Regions from separate parts of the Homo sapiens genome. Here region 2 is linked to region 1. A link is a loop called in an ENCODE intact Hi-C map of the cell type or tissue named here. Cell type or tissue: ovary. All regions are shown on one strand. Links, peaks and the distances in the headings refer to the core of each region. The heading gives the core; the rest is flanking DNA. Region 1 holds the start of RTRAF (RNA transcription, translation and transport factor). Region 2 holds the start of PTGER2 (prostaglandin E receptor 2).

The links. Peaks named below come from ENCODE experiments on the same cell type or tissue, not always from the same donor. Only the 100,000 strongest peaks of a DNase experiment are listed, where the experiment ranks them.
Region 2: a loop joins it to region 1, with 6 times the contacts of the local background. A loop is called at or near these places in 2 of 110 quality-filtered maps.

The regions. Positions count from the first base shown.
Region 1 is chr14:51,984,731-51,992,979 of GRCh38, forward strand. It overlaps RTRAF (RNA transcription, translation and transport factor), which reads left to right and starts at 4,816. Exons shown (of 8, transcript NM_016039.3): 1 at 4,816-4,970; 2 at 6,587-6,711. The coding sequence starts at 4,910. It overlaps LOC105370497 (a long non-coding RNA gene), which reads right to left and starts at 5,854. Exons shown (of 3, transcript XR_007064166.1): 1 at 5,789-5,854; 2 at 2,433-3,959. RefSeq lists enhancers at 4,601-4,895, 5,236-5,295. In ovary, for the core only: a CTCF peak has its summit at 4,592; a DNase peak (open chromatin) is centred at 4,781; H3K4me3 peaks cover 1,793 bases; H3K27ac peaks cover 1,389 bases.
Region 2 is chr14:52,306,924-52,315,172 of GRCh38, forward strand. It overlaps PTGER2 (prostaglandin E receptor 2), which reads left to right and starts at 7,389. Exons shown (of 2, transcript NM_000956.4): 1 at 7,389-8,249. The coding sequence starts at 7,626. RefSeq lists enhancers at 6,619-7,179, 7,180-7,739, 7,974-8,123, 8,144-8,249 and a silencer at 7,344-7,453. In ovary, for the core only: no CTCF peak of the experiment used is centred there; DNase peaks (open chromatin) are centred at 6,218, 7,248 and 7,858; H3K4me3 peaks cover 2,170 bases; H3K27ac peaks cover 1,784 bases.

The DNA.
Region 1 (8,249 bases), core at 3,036-5,535:
CCACATAATCCTATCACCCAAATGTTGATCCCTGTTACTCTGCCCCCAACCCTGCCTCCCTAAACCCCTTCCTCTCCACGTTTTAGGACGCTGTATATTCCTTGTTCTCTTAGTCCTTCCAACCACTTTTCCCATATTCCATGACTCTTCCTCCTACTCCTTAAATATGAATACTGGGTTTTCCTAGGATGAAGTCTTCAGTCCTCTTTTCTTTCCCCGTCTCCTCAGGGACCTTACTGTAACAGTTTCCATCTACAACTTTATGCTGATGGCTCCTCAATGGACATCTCATCCACTCACTCACATTCATTCCTGACATTTCAGTAGTGATTATGGGCTACATCTACAGGACTTCGATTTCAACAGGTGCAGAACTTAATTCTTCAGCTTCCTCAGACTGGTTTCCTTCTACCGGTGCTCCTGTTTCTATGCAAGAATTCACTGCTTATCACATCTCTGATAGGTGACCTTCTAGAAACCTCCTTTAAGCCATCCACCTCCTTCCCATCCTATGTTTAGTCCCACCAAGTCCGTGGATCTTTCTTTCCTTTCTCTCTGGGATCTGTCCTCATGTTAGAACTATTCAGTTGTAAGTTACAAAACCCCAACCAAATCTGGCTCAAGTATAAAATAGATTTTATTGGATCACATCTCAGGAAAGTTGCATCTAGCCCCCTACCAGACATTTTTGGGAATGGCCTGTCTGTGCTTCTTGGCTGTATTGTCCTCTGTGTTGTTTTCACTGTTCGGCAAGTGTTTCCTCTGCAGTATTAGATGTGGAAGGTGAATGCTTTATGCTGTTTGCATGACTACATAAATTCCTATTCATTCCTATTCGTTTTCTACCAATAAAATTGAGTTCTACTGCCCTGCCATTTTGCTTTTAATGCTAAATCATGAAATTCCAGAGCTTGACCTTAAAAAGCAGCAAGTTTTCATATTTAACATAAAGAGTCTCAGAAAGAGATAAAGGAGATGTTTGCTCATCGGGAGGCTCCCCCAGGGAGAGAGACCTTTCTGCATTATACAACTTGTTCCAAAAATTCTGATTTCATGGGGTGTTCAATTGATAACATTCATTAGAATATAAAACCTGTTTTTCTGTGCACTGTAGAGACTTTTGTGGCTATTCCTGGTTATTACCAACTTGTTCTGTTCACTGTTTTCGGAAGACTAATTTGAACAAAGGCTTCTAGTAAAACTGCCAAGACTTTAAAAGTTGTTACAAGTTGTGAAACTGTCCTTCAAAGAGCAACTTTTACCTCTGACTGGTTGCCTTTCTTGATAATGTGTTGCCCTGGCAATACCGTTGAAATGGCCACCTCTACATTTCTGCAACCATATATGCCCTTGCAAATATTTTAGGTTTTGTGAGTCATGTGGTCTATGTTGCATTTATTCAACTCTGCCCTTGTAGCACCAAAGCAGCCAGTTAGCAAATGGGCATGGCTGTGTTCCAATACAACTTTATTTATGTACACTGAAATTTGAATTTTATATAGCTTTCACATGTCATAAAATATTATTATTCTTTTGATTTTTCAACCATTTAAAAATATAAAAACCATTCTTATCTTGGTTTTTTTTTTTTTGAGTACTCCATCTAGAAATCTCTTTCCCCAGATATTTGTGTGGCTAACTTCCTTACCTCCTTCTAGGCTTTCCTTACACTTCACTGTCTCAATGAGGCCCAACCTGACCATCTTGTCTAAAACTGCAACACCCATTATATCCCCACCGCTATTTGTTGCCCCCCTTACCTTGTTATAATTTTCCTATAGTACTTAGAACCTTCTGAATAGTAAATAATGTATTTATTTATTATTGTACTGTTTGTCTTCCCTTGCCCAATGATAAGCTCCCTGAGGTCAGGGTTGTTGTGTTTAAGCTCTCAGATGACTCCAAAATGCCTACAAGATTGCCTGGCATGTAATTGACACTCTAAACACTTTACTGAACAATTCAACAGATGAATTAATAGCCTGTCAAACCTATGATCAACCATTAGATTGGAGTTCAGGTCATTTGATAATAAAAGTTGATTTCCAGATCCTTCCACCAAAAAGACACATGCATTCTCATGTTCATTGCAGCACTGTTCACAATAGCAAAGACGTGGAATCAACCTAGATGCCCATCAGAGGCTGACTGGATAAAGAAAATATGGTACATATACCCCATGGAATACTATGCAGCCATAAAAAGAACAAATATTATGTCCAAATTTGCAGCAATATGGATGCAGCTGGAGGCCGTTATCCTAAGCAAATTAACACAGGAACAGACAACCAAATACCACAGGTTCTCACTTATAAGTGGGAGCTAAACACTGGGTACTTATGAAAACACACACACACAAAAGTTGGTTTCCTTTTCTTGAAGTATACAGAGGGCTTGGTCTTCAGAAATGGAATTATGTAAGATTCACTTACTGTTGGACACTCCATTCAGAATAGGTCAAAGAACTCCTTCAAATTCAGAGAAAAAAAAAGATAACTGGGTTTTAACATAAAAAATGGATTAATATTTATTTTATACTTCTTTCCCAAAGTTTGCTTTATCCCCTGCTCAAGTATCCCCTGACACTTTAGCATTCTGCATCATCTGAATCTTCCTCCAACCTCCCCACTCCTGGTGGTGGCCGGGGCTGATGACTAGGGACAGTCTTAAGTTGCTGACAATGGGGACCCTGAAGTGGAAAGACTAGGCCAGGAGCAAACAACTTCATTTTTTGCCTTGAAAGGTCAATTTCAGAAAACAAATGGTAAGAGATGTTTTTCCTTATTTTTTTAAAGAAATTCATGGTCTGCAATTGTATTTTTCCCCCTTTTTAATTTATTATTTATATGTAAGTATTTATTATTTTCCCTTCCATGATTGGTTCATTTTTTCATTTTTTGGTTAGTATTTCATTAATTATACAACTAGCATGCACTACAATATGAGATTATAGCCATATCTTTGATCAAATTTTGTTGGAAATGAGACACTCTTGAACTGATTTTCTTGATTCACTCTATAAGCACCTTAATTGAAAAATACAGATTATCTTACAGTGCCCCCTTAAAACTAAAGCTGTATTCTAGCCTCTGTACTTCTTTTTATTATTATTATTTTTGAGATGGGGTCTTACATGTTGCACAGGTTGGTGTGATCATGGCTCACTGCAGCCTCAACCTTGCAGGCTCAAGTGATCCTCCCACCTCAGCCTCCTGAGTAGCTGGGTCCACAGGCACACACGAGCATGCCAGGCTAATTTTTCTTTCTTCTTTTTTTTTTTTTTTTAGTTTTAATAGAGACAAAGTCTCACTATGTTGCCTAGGCTGGTCTCAAACTCCTGGGCTTGAACTATCCTCCCACCTCAGCCTCCCAAAGTGCTGGGACTACAGGCATGAGCTTCTGCACCTGGCCTGTACTTCTTTGTAGTACATTTTATATTTCTTGTAATTCACTTACTCTTTCTAACTCCAGATTATAAGTATTTATTTACACATCTATATTTGTCATTATACTTAAACTTCCTGAAAATAGAGACTGTAGTTTACTCATTTGTATGCTCCTCAGATCCTAAGTGTTTAATTAAAATCTTAATTAATGAAATGAAATGAAACGTACATAGTTGGCTTACCCCCAAGAATTTCAATAGCTCCCCTTAGCTTGCCATGAGAGGCTTTTCCTTATCAGAGCCCTGCCTTTGTCTATAGTCTTATCAGCTGTCATTCCCTCTCACCCTCCAGCCCCTATAAGCTCTAGTCCCTCTGGGCCATGCTGTTGCTCATTTCTTGCCTTTATACATCCTCTTCCCTCAAACTAGGTTACCCTTTTGACTGCATGGTGAATGCCTCACCATCTTCAAGCCTTAGTTTATACTTATCTGTTTATTGTTTCCCTCATTAGCCTTTTAAACTCCATGAAAATAGGGGCCTGGTCTGTCTTGTTCACTGCTCTCTCTCCACTGTCTGAAAAGCAAGTAGAGACTGGATCAGGAAAGATCTTAAATACAATAAGGAGTTTTGATTATTTCTAGGGGGTAACCAGGAACCACTAAAACATAAGCAGAGAAAGTTATGTACAGGTTTTTGCTTTAGAAAAATCTCTCTCATCGCTGTATGGAGGAATGGTTTGGAGAACGCAGGACTGGCCCTAAGAAATCAATCAGATAATTAGAGTAAGCAAAAGTGATGAGGATCTGATCTGTGGCTGTATCAGTGGGGTCCGAAAGGAGGTGAGGGATTTGAGAGTTAGGAGAGACAGAATGGCAGGAATTGGTGACCTACTGGATGCTGTGACCGAGGGTGAGGGGGAGTGAGGGACGATCTCGGCTTCAGATTTCACTCTGGCTGAGGATATCTGGAACGATCGCATCGTATTAACAATTGTATGTTTACCTGTGGATCACTCCCAATTAGTCTGAAAGCATCTTACTATAGGGACCTTGCTTTGTAGTCTTTGTATTACCAGTGTTAGAAGAGCACCTGTTATGTAGGAGGAGTAATAAAATGAATGAATGCACTCAAAACACTAAACAGTAATTCTGTAATCCAACGGGAGGTACAGCGAATACCAAAAGCCTACATATACTATTCTCTGCATGCTATAGCAAGAAAGAAAGGAAAGTGGCTTCCCGGTGGTTTTCTGCCTATTGTACAACCAGGAAGCTGACAATAAAGTTTATTTGAGCGTCGACGTGCGCCGACGTGGCCCCGCCTCCCCAGCCGGAGCCGCGATTGGTGGGCATTTGCCGGCGGCCACCGCTTTTAAGCCACGATTGGCGAAGGCCGCCGTCATTTCGGAGCGACTCAGCGCCTGCCCGCCCTCTCGCCGCGTCGCCGGTGCCTGCGCCTCCCGCTCCACCTCGCTTCTTCTCTCCCGGCCGAGGCCCGGGGGACCAGAGCGAGAAGCGGGGACCATGTTCCGACGCAAGTTGACGGCTCTCGACTACCACAACCCCGCCGGCTTCAACTGCAAAGGTGAGGCGGCGGCCTCAGCCCGGCCGCGTGTCCCTGACCTGGGCGGAGGTCCCAGCCTCAGTGCCCGCACCCCACCTCCCCGTCGGGACCCTCGGCGGCCTGGTTTCCGCCGGCAGCCTCCGGGCCCCTCTCCTCTGGGTCGCCACGTACCTCGGCTCTTCGCCGCCCCTTCCCGCCTTTAAAGCCCTCTCACCTACTCCTGTCTCGGCATGTTACTTTCTGCACTTGCTTAACTCCAAGCATCACGTAACTACCTTCTCTGTACATAAAAGGGAGAGCATTCGTCTTTCTCACTCACTATTCAACTCCATGGTTCCCTGGGTAATTAGGCGATACCTTGAGCACCTGCTAATTATGGGCCAGCGCGGTGCTGGATTCTGAGGAAGGTGCTGAGTAACTTGAAGACTAGTTCACTGCCTGCCAGGAGCTAAAGGGACGAGGGGTGGAAGCAATCAGAACCCACTGAGCAGTTTGAGACAGTACACAATGAAATCAGGACCGATCACAGTGGGAGGGTAAGCGCGTGTAGTAACGGGCTAGTTGTGTTATGTGGTGTTGCAAAAAAGTTAATAGCAGATGAGTGGGAAGGTTGAATTGTGAATACAAAGGTATTTGGGATTTTACAGCATTAGAATTTTAAAAAGTAATAACGTTGCTACTCACTGTAACTAAACTGCTACCCACCACTACTCGTTTCCTTTGTATAGTTGTGGCCTGTGATAGACTGGTAAGTTTGAAAGTGATCAAGTATAACTTGTGATACTCAGACCACTGTGTAATTCTCAAGACCTTATAATGGAAGCTTGAATTTGACTCACAAATTGAAAATAATTTCTAAGCAGGATGACAGTGTTTTGTTGATCGCCTGTAGAAGCATATCAAATTATAATCTATTGTTTTTCTACTTTAACAAAAAAGTATCAGTGACAATAGAGCCTTGTTCTGGATTGGAATCTTTGAGTCTCAATGTTCTTATCTGTAAAATGGGATATTACCTACCTCAAAAGAGGTATGGGGAGGATTAAACGAAACAATTATGCACTTAATGTGCAGTTAACATTCCATGACAACAGTTGTCACAGTGTCTTTTTTGTCATTTAATTTCTTTTACTTATTATTTTGTTGTATATTTTACTTTATTACTTTGCTATAAATTTAACCTTGCCCTCCTTCCCCTTTCTGTCCGCAAAGGAACTGGAATATTAATATGTAACACTTAAATAGCAAAACTATGTGCCAGGCACTGTTTTTATCCGTATTTATTTTATTTAAGAAACTTCTTAAATAAAACAACTTCTTTTAATCTTCATAACTCTATGAGGTAAGTTCTATTAGCACCCTCATTTTGTAGCTGAAGAGTCTGAGGCACAGAAAATGTGGGTGATTATCCCAAGTTCACACAACCAGTAAGTATCTGGACCCAGGATTTGAACAGATCATTGTTAATCTGTACTTTCAACTCCAGAATCTGTACTTTCAACTCCCTCTTTTGGTTCAATTAATTTAGTATTTTGAAGTTAAGAAAATTCCACAAGAACATATATCTGAACATATACCTGAGAAGGAGGTATTTTATGTAGTGCTTCTAGTTATTTATGTGATATTTTTTATTGCAGATGAAACAGAATTTAGAAACTTCATCGTTTGGCTTGAAGACCAGAAAATCAGGCACTACAAGATTGAAGACAGAGGGAATTTAAGAAACATCCACAGCAGCGACTGGCCCAAGTTCTTTGAAAAGGTAATGAATTAGGAAGTAAAGTAAAAATACAGAGAGTTTGTCTGAAAAATCATGAAGATGAGCTTAAAATTACTTTCTTCTTTTAAGAAAAAAATGATAATGATCAGTGTTAGGAAAGCTGGATTTCAGGGATTTTGCTTTTTTCTTAGATGTGTCTTTTGCTTTTAGAGCAAATTATTTTATGTCTTCCTACCAAGCTTTCAGTATTAGGTAGAAATAGTTTTCTCTAGAAACATGAAGTTTCTTAAATAAATAATGATGTAAATATTTCGCTTTCCCTTTATGGCCCAAATCAGAATTTTTGTTAAACACAGTACTATTTCTTATATTAAAAGAAGACATTGGCTAGGTGTGATGGCTAACACCTATAATGCCAGCACTTTGGGAGGCTGAGGTGGCAGATCATTTGAGCTCAGGAGTTCTGACAGCAGCCTGGGCAACATGATGAAACCCTGTCTCTACAAGAAAATAGAAAGTTATCTGGGTGTGCTGGCCTGTGTCTGTAGTGTCAGCTAATTGGGAGGCTGAGGTTCTCCAGCCTGGGCGACAGAGTGACACCTTGTCTCAAAAAAAGACATTATTGAGATGCTTGAAAACCAAGACTGTCGTGTTTATGCTTATATTTAATGTAAACAGATATCCCTTGTTGTATGCTAGGGAAATAGTCCTTAAATGATCTCTGGTATATCATATTTTTGTGCCTTGAATCATTTTCCCATTGATTTAGTTTTAGTAACACTTTTGCATAAAAAAGAATTCTCAGATTAGAATAAAAATGCTTTTAGTGTCATTTCTTACATTAAACATTTTCATCAGTTATATTTGATGAGTGAGATATTTTTCTTGAAAAAGGCTAAGTTTTTCATTTGCGAGAGCAGTGTGATTAGGCACTTTCTCCCTAGAATCAGTGATTTTATAAATTAGGGATTGTATAAATTACATCATTGTTATTAACCTTTCCGTGTCTCAATTTTTTCATCAATAAGTGAGGGTAACAATGATACCTATCTCATAAGTGTGGCTTTGTTTTTAATGAGTAATTGTTCACAGAAGTCCCTGGCGCATAGCAAGTGTGATAAGCTTATTACTGCCAATGCCTCTATACTACTACTATTAATACTACTGTATTCTTTTCCTTTGCTCTTAGAAAATATTTTTAAAATTTTCAGTGGACTTCTTAAAACTTTGAAATATATTTTTAGGATTTTATGTTTGTTTATATTACATTTTATGGTCTATTCATGTGTACAAGACAGTACAGAATTCTGCATGTAGAAAGGTATCTGGAGAATATAAAAAATTGTCTAGGCTGGGCACGGTGGCTCATGCCTATAATCCAAGCAGTTTGGGAAGCCAAGATGGGTGGATCACCTGAGGTCAGGGGTTCGAGACCAGCCGGGCCAACGTGGCGAAACCCCGTCTCTACTAAAAACACAAAATTAGCCAGGTGTGGTGGCGCATGTGTGTAATCTCAGCTGCCCAGGGGGCTGAGCCAGGAGAATCATTTGAACTCAGGAGGCGGAGGTTGCAGTGAGCCA
Region 2 (8,249 bases), core at 5,750-8,249, 320 kb after region 1:
GATAGATTTCTAGAAATGCAATTTCTGGGTCTCAGGACATACATATTTTAAGGCTTTTAAAACATATATGTAAGGTAAGTTATTATAATGTTAAGTTTTTGAAAAGCAGTAAATAAAATTTTATATGCAATGTTATCATAACTATGAAAAACAATGCACAGAAGAAAAATGGAAGGAAACTCATCAAAATGTTAAGAGTTACCATTTCTGAAGGACAATTCATAGGTGACTTTTTTCCTTCTATTTTTTTTAAATTTTCTATAGTGAGTTGTTACTTTATAAGAACAAATTAAATAACCATAGCTTTGCTTTTGGTGTTATATGTGTTGTTCTACCTCACAGTTGGTTCTGTTCTTGAAAGCAAACCTAAGAAAAAGAATTTTCATGATTAAATGGCACTCTTTATCCTCTATCAATCTTAGAAAGGAAATTAGGGTCACAGGTAATCTGCCTTCCTAAAACGAGCGTGGTAACTTGTTTGATCTAACTCCTGGCGCTAATAAGGAGTATTGTAGATTTACCTGTCTGATATTTCCTGACTGAGGACAAGAGAACTGTTGTGCTCTTGCATCCATTTGCAAAGTGCTTTTTATTGACTCAGGGTTTTGCAAAGACTTTATCAAATTGTTTCACAAACAATCCTGTGAGGTTGTAGTGAGTTCCACTGAACCTTGGATACACATACACACCTACATGAAAGCAAATGTAGCCGGATAATAATTTGACATATCAACCTCTGTACTTTTTGCCCAGTACTTCCTGATACTCCAGAGCTTTCCTCAGTTTTAGCAGCAGCTAGGGTGTTCTCTGCTTACTCCCTCAGAGAAAGAACAATATAACAGACCTTGAAGAACACAGGTATCAATTCTTGACTTTCAAAAGCCTAGGCTTAGAGGAGGCCCAGATGACAGAAAATGAAGAATAGCAAAGTTTCACCACTTCTCCCCCATCTAGTTCCTCAGCCTGTGAAGGAGAGAGGGTAAAGCTCAAGAGAAGAAGAAGAGCTTAGATGTTAACACAGAGATTTGTTAAAAAAGTGGTCCTGTACTCCCAAATCTCAGAGAAGTTTCAGGGATCTGACATCACAGAAAACCTATGCCTCACTTGGGTATAAACAGGGTGAGCAGGAGAAAACAATAGTTCCCTAAGCCTTACACGGTATGGAAAGAGTGAGAATATCTCCCATGAATGCAGAAGTAATGAGGACATGGAAAGAAATGACTAGTCATCAAGTTCACTCTTCTGCCAATTCCAACCTGCTGTAAATTTTAATTCTGGAATTTCCGTTGGGTTCTTTTTAGAGTTTCCATTTCTCTACTGAGATTCCCTACTTGTCCATTGACAATTTCTCTAATTCTTTGAACATATTTATTAAATTCAAAATCTGGGCTATCTGGAAGTCGGTTTCTATTGACTACTTTTTTTTTTTTTTTTGACATTTTGGTGGACTAGTTACCACCTTTAGGAAAAAGGAACTTCCTGGCAATGCTAGTGTCAGAACTGGATTAAGCAATGACATTCGGGGATGACAATAATCTAATGTCGAAGTAGTTGCTTGAGGTGAAGGAAGGTATTATTTTGATAGAAACGACACATCATATGTAATGGTTTCCAATCTTCAAGTAAGCATGACAGTTGTAAAACCCTTGTGAAAAGCATAAGAATAGTATCTCCAATCCTCTTGATTGGCTTCAAACAGCTGGCATGACCTGCCCACTCATTAAAGAGTAGAACTGGAAGAGAATTTAAATCATTAACATCTAAGTCCCCGCCTTCTACTAAGTAGGAAGACTATGTCCTCCAATGATGATAATGTTTTTTCTAATCAAAAATCAGCTTCCTTGCATTCTAATATAAAGGTAATACATACTTACAGAAAAATCAACCAAAACAGACAGGTATAAAGAAGAAAGTACTACTTAATTACTATTAATATTTTGTTGAACATCCTTATAGATGCTGTTCTATGCAAATCCTTATGCATATAAATATTGCACTCATACTGTCACCAACAACGGACCCATTTCTCTATGTCTGATTATACTGGGTGTGCGTAATCTTTCCAAACTTTACCAATCTTTACCATCAGACAAAAAGTAAGACTCAAATTTTTCTGAGTGATTTGGTTCTAGTGCTGAGGATGAGCATCTTGCCATGTACTTCTTTCTGGCTTTTAATGGACAGTATGTGCAATATATAGTGGCCTGGAGAATAAATAAGATGGTTTGCTACCATACTCCCAGATATATTGCACTAACTCTGTGTGTCCTTGAGTAAGCCACTTAACCTTTCAATGCCTCCATTTCTTCACATGCAAATGAAGGATTTGGAATAGGCGTTCTTGAGCTTCTTCTCTAGCTATCAGTAGGGGAGTGATGGGGAATGCACCATGCAGATCTGCAGTAGGCATCTTTGGGTGACTAACTCAATAGCCATTCCCAGCCCCTCTCCCTTCCCTGCTTCTATTCTAGAAGAGGCTGGAAAAACCCAACATCCCCTCTGTAGGCCTTTTTTGGAGTTAAGGGATGACAATATGACCAAATTCTGGCTAAAAAGACAGAGGGAAGTCTATCTGGATGCTTCTAGAAAGCCTTTTGCTTTCCTGATGGAAGAAACAGGCACAAGAGAGAGCAAGCTCACCAGCACTGTCTCTCCTTTGCCCCTGGCTTCCATGTAGACTTGATGCCTAGACCCGTGGGACAGTAGTTGGCTTCGTATTGTGTTGGTCCAGCTAAGCAGCATCTGTTACGCAGAATCCTCCCATAGTTCCAGGTTAGCATTGGCCACAAGGGAAATATTGCATGAGATCTGGGAGGCAGCAACCAAGCAGCAGCCATGGTTTTTATGCTGTGAAGGACAACACAAGGCGTGAGGAACATTGGCAGTTCTCACGCATTGTCGCTGACCTGCTGCCTCACCTTGCTGGCATGGGGCAGCAAGACTCACAGTTCCTCCTGCTCCCACCAGATCTCCTCCTATGGCTTCTTCAAGTCCTAAGCCAAGTGCATCTGTAGCTCGGTAAAGGGTGCCAGCATGTTTTGCAGGACACCTGTATTATTGAGGCTGGAGACAGTGAGAGACACAGGCAGATCCGGTCTGTCCTAAAGGACTTCAGTCATTCATGAATTTCAGTTTGTTCTCACAGATTCCAGTCTGTTCTTGCTATCATCCACATCCAACTTTCTGCCCTGACTGAAATCCTGACTGACCTATAGTGACTTCAGACTCAACACTAGAACCGAAGACAACAAACAGCCATGCCAGGACTCCTCCACCAGGTCTCACATCCTGCAAGGTCTAGGGCAGCACTGTCCAGTAGAACTTTCTGTGATGATGGAAGTGTTTTATTGGGCACCTGAGCTGCCCAATATGATACCCACAAGTCACACGTGGCTATTGAGCATTTGAAATGTGCCCAGTGCTGTAGAGGAGCTAAGTTGTTACTCTTATTTAATGTTAATTAATTTAAATTTAAATAGCCAGATGTGGCTAATGGCTACAATATTGGTCAAGGGAGGCCTAGTGCCTAATAATAAATTCCATGTTTTCTTAATCACTCGTAGTGGCTCTGTTTCTCTGGTTGAATCCTGACTGATACAGGCAGCAGCTGCTAGCTACATGGGGAGAGCATGGAGACACAAAGCCAGCATTACTAGGAATCACAGGGCTAGAGGAAGAAGCAGCCTGGCTCCTGGAAGTTCAACCAGCCTACAACCTTTGAACTTCTTAGTAAGAAAAAAAATAGACCCCCAGTGGGCAGTGAACTATCACTGTGTACTTCCAATAAACCCTGTCTCTTTTCTTGGTGGCTTCTGCTTCCTGCCGTGAAGTGTAGACCTTGTCTCAAATACCACAGGACACAGATGGTGTTCTTAGGACTCAATTTGAAAAAAAAATGTATTTATGCATGCATAGGAATCATAAAATATAAATTTAAACTCGTCTTTTGAACGAGGAAAGTAACATCAATAAAACTATGAACAAGAATTAATGTTAGCTTTTTGCCCAAGCAATTCTCCTTTCCTTCATGTTTATCTTTGCTTTCTCTTGAAGAATGACCTAAAGGAAGTAACCCACCTTCCACAGTCCTTTGAATTCATGGATACATAAATGAACACTATGAACTTTAGACTTTAAGAAGTGTATATTAGTCAGGGTTTGCCAGAGAAACAGCCAGTAGGATGGATATACATAAAGATATTTATTATAAAGTATCAACTCATGCAATTGTGGAGGCTGAGAAGTCCCACAATCTGTCATGTACAAGCTGGAGACCCAGTAAAGCTGGTGACAAAGTTTGAAAGTCTGGGAGCTGAAGAGCCAGTGGTGTAGATTCCAGTCCTGGTCTGAAGGCCTGAAAACCATAAGTGTCAGCGGCAGGAGATCAATGTCCCCACTCATGCAGTGAGGCAGAGAGTGAATTTCACCTTCCCCTACTTTTTTAGTCTATTCAAGCCCTAATGGATTGCATGAAGCCCACCAACACTGAGAAGGGCATGTGCTTTACTCAGTCCATCAACTCAAACACTAATCTCCTCCAGAAACACTTTCACAGACATACCCCGCCATCATGTTTAACCAGCTACCTGGGCATCCCATGGCCTAGTCAAGTCGACACATAAAATTAACCATCACATAGTGTTCCCCACATACAATGGCCCCACAAACAGGAACTAAACAATTAGCAAAGCTCTATGGCTCAATTCTAGAATTGAGGGTGTTAATCTGTTTTCTGTTAAGGAACTCTAGGCTCTATGTAAACTGAAACTGTATCAAAATGCTGACACTAAAATTAGAAATGGGAAGAAGTAGCTTTTAAACCACAAAATTAACTGGGGGTAACTGACAAGCAAGATTAGACTTGCACTTAAAGGAACAAACGTGATGGTCCAGTTGCTACGTAGCGACAGCAAACTTATCAACTCTCCTACTCAGCAATCTAGCAACAGGGAACACAGCAAACTGCTAAACCAAACACACACACACACACACACACACACACACACACACATATGTATGTATTCTGTCCAAATGCTGGAAGCAATTAAAAGGAGTAATTTGAACAAGCAATGCTGAGCAGCACAGTAATTAATAGGATACTGGCCTCCCAAGATTTATAGGGCCCACTCTAGTCTTCCTCTTGTCACATACCTTACCACAGGTGAGACACCCTCAGGGCACTATTCACCCAGACCCCATTACCCCTCCATTCTAGACCACCTTCCAGGTACCTGAGATCATGAAATTTCCTGCTCAAATGTTGGTCCCATAACTCGCTTCCAGGGCTTGATCAGGCATCTTCCCTAGGTCCATCCAATCAAGGGTCATTTGCATGTTTGAGATGCATATTCCCAGGACCAAGGTGGCTTTGGGGAGAGAGCTTGGTTATCAACAACTATAGTGTCCACATATTGAACTATACTGTCCACATATTGAACTATACTCTCCACATATTTCTGTGCAAGACTCCTTGTGGTGCAAGACTGAGTCAGGGGTTAGGAAGACAAGGGGGCAGGGGCCTGGGGGAGGATCTTCAACTGCACTCTTGCTCTCGTATTCACAAAAACCAGGGGCCGGCCTGCCACCAGGTACCCATCCAAAGAAAAGCTAGAGACAAATATATAGGAAAGGTTAAATAGTAGGTTTTTGTTGTGAGGGGCCTTATGAAAATTAAAAAGGTATAAAAATATTCGGAAAATAAGCACTGTGCAAATTCAGTGAATCTAAAATCCCTTATTTAATAGTAAAACTGCAGTGCAGAATTATGCTATAAATCATAGTGTTTTCCTATTAAGAAATACTTCTGATTTAAGTTTGATGTTTCCCCATTGCTTGGGGTGAGATGGGGGAATGTTGGAGTAGGGGAATAGTCAGAGATGGATGGCAAAGATTGGTAATAAGTTGTTACTGACCTGCAGAGTTTACAGCTTGAAAGAAAAACTGTAGGAGTTAAGATCCTCTTTCCTAGGAATCCATGCCATGAGAAGTTTAGGGATTGAAGTAGTGCCTGCTGACATGTGAAAACCGGCCTGTAAACTTTGCAAGCGATCCAGTAAATTATGCTTGTTCTAGTGGGAACCACCCCCCCCAACTCCGCATTCCAATCCCCAGGCCAGAATCATCAAAGTTGGCAAAAAATATTCATGGAGAGTAAGCAGGCTGTAGCAAGATAGGCTCTTCAGCAGGCAATCTTTGCTTCCTCCCACGTTATGACTGTCTTTCTTGCCAGTTCCCTAGGCAGATCAGACCCTTCACTTCCCAGTTGGCCTCCCTTCCCCAAGTGAATGTGACTTCTTACAGAACACAATTACCTATGTTGTCTGCCAAACTGGATTTTGTTTTGTTTTGTTTTGTGTTAAATATCAGCCCATTTTCACGACTCTGCAATTATGACAATATGTGGTAGGAAACCATTACTGTCAGCTCCAGTCTGAAACTGGCCACTTACCAATACACTTTGCCAGGAACAAGTCTTTCTGGATGGATACTACGTGGTTAACAACATGTAAAGATAAACGGCTAAACAAAATATCAACATTTTCTTACAAGGCTCAGCTTAAGGACAGAACAGTGATGTGCAATGGTTTTCATGTTGTATCCACAAACACAATTCTGTATAAGACACACTCCTCTTTTTTTAATGGTTGCTTAAACAAGTGGTTATCCGTTATGCTGTTGACATAGGAAACGGTGAAATGCTAGTAACCGAATCAAAGCGGCAGTGCAACAGGCCGCTCGGTGGTGCGCATTGTGTGGTTTGGTTCCTTGGATGGACACACTTGCTTTACGCTTCATCCCAATTTTTGTCCCAACCTCTTAGTGTATCTTCCTGGGAATAGTAAAAACAAAGCAAAACATTCTGGTCTTACTTCAAGCTGCCTTTGCACTGTTATTCCCTTGTTCCGCTCATTTCACGGGATTGGGTTCTCCTAACTTCATTGTTTGGTGAGTTGCTTTGCTTTGCTCGTTGCCCCGATCTTCTGTGTATTCTGCGCAGACCCCGCAAGTGCTCCTGCACTCCCTCCCAGCCCTCTGCTGGGGCTTAACGCTTCCCAGCCGAGGTCAGACTGCCGTGCGCTTCGAGTACCGGACCCCGAGGAAGCGAGAAACGCCGCTCCCGCCGGTCGCGGGCAGCTTCAGTACACCGGCAACACGCGCGCCTCTGCCCAGTGCCGCGCCCAGCGGGTGCTCAGACTCCTTCTCTCCCTCCCCGCCGGCGCGCCCCAGGGACTCGGAACGCCCCCGCGAGTGTGACGCGTCCTGCCTCCCCTGCAGCTCGCGGACACTCGCACTTGCAAGGCCTGGCCAGCACTCTTGGGCCCGCCCCCCGACAGTGCGGGGGCGGAGACGACGGCTCCCCTAGGCTCTGGCTCCCGGCCTTGGCCGGCGCGGGTAGGCGCGGGAGCCTCGAGCGCCGCTCGGATGCAGCAGCCGAGCCGCCACTCGGCGCGCGGCGGGAGACCCAGGGCAAGCCGCCGTCGGCGCGCTGGGTGCGGGAAGGGGGCTCTGGATTTCGGTCCCTCCCCTTTTTCCTCTGAGTCTCGGAACGCTCCGGCTCTCAGACCCTCTTCCTCCCAGGTAAAGGCCGGGAGAGGAGGGCGCATCTCTTTTCCAGGCACCCCACCATGGGCAATGCCTCCAATGACTCCCAGTCTGAGGACTGCGAGACGCGACAGTGGCTTCCCCCAGGCGAAAGCCCAGCCATCAGCTCCGTCATGTTCTCGGCCGGGGTGCTGGGGAACCTCATAGCACTGGCGCTGCTGGCGCGCCGCTGGCGGGGGGACGTGGGGTGCAGCGCCGGCCGCAGGAGCTCCCTCTCCTTGTTCCACGTGCTGGTGACCGAGCTGGTGTTCACCGACCTGCTCGGGACCTGCCTCATCAGCCCAGTGGTACTGGCTTCGTACGCGCGGAACCAGACCCTGGTGGCACTGGCGCCCGAGAGCCGCGCGTGCACCTACTTCGCTTTCGCCATGACCTTCTTCAGCCTGGCCACGATGCTCATGCTCTTCGCCATGGCCCTGGAGCGCTACCTCTCGATCGGGCACCCCTACTTCTACCAGCGCCGCGTCTCGCGCTCCGGGGGCCTGGCCGTGCTGCCTGTCATCTATGCAGTCTCCCTGCTCTTCTGCTCGCTGCCGCTGCTGGACTATGGGCAGTACGTCCAGTACTGCCCCGGGACCTGGTGCTTCATCCGGCACGGGCGGACCGCTTACCTGCAGCTGTACGCCACCCTGCTGCTGCTTCTCATT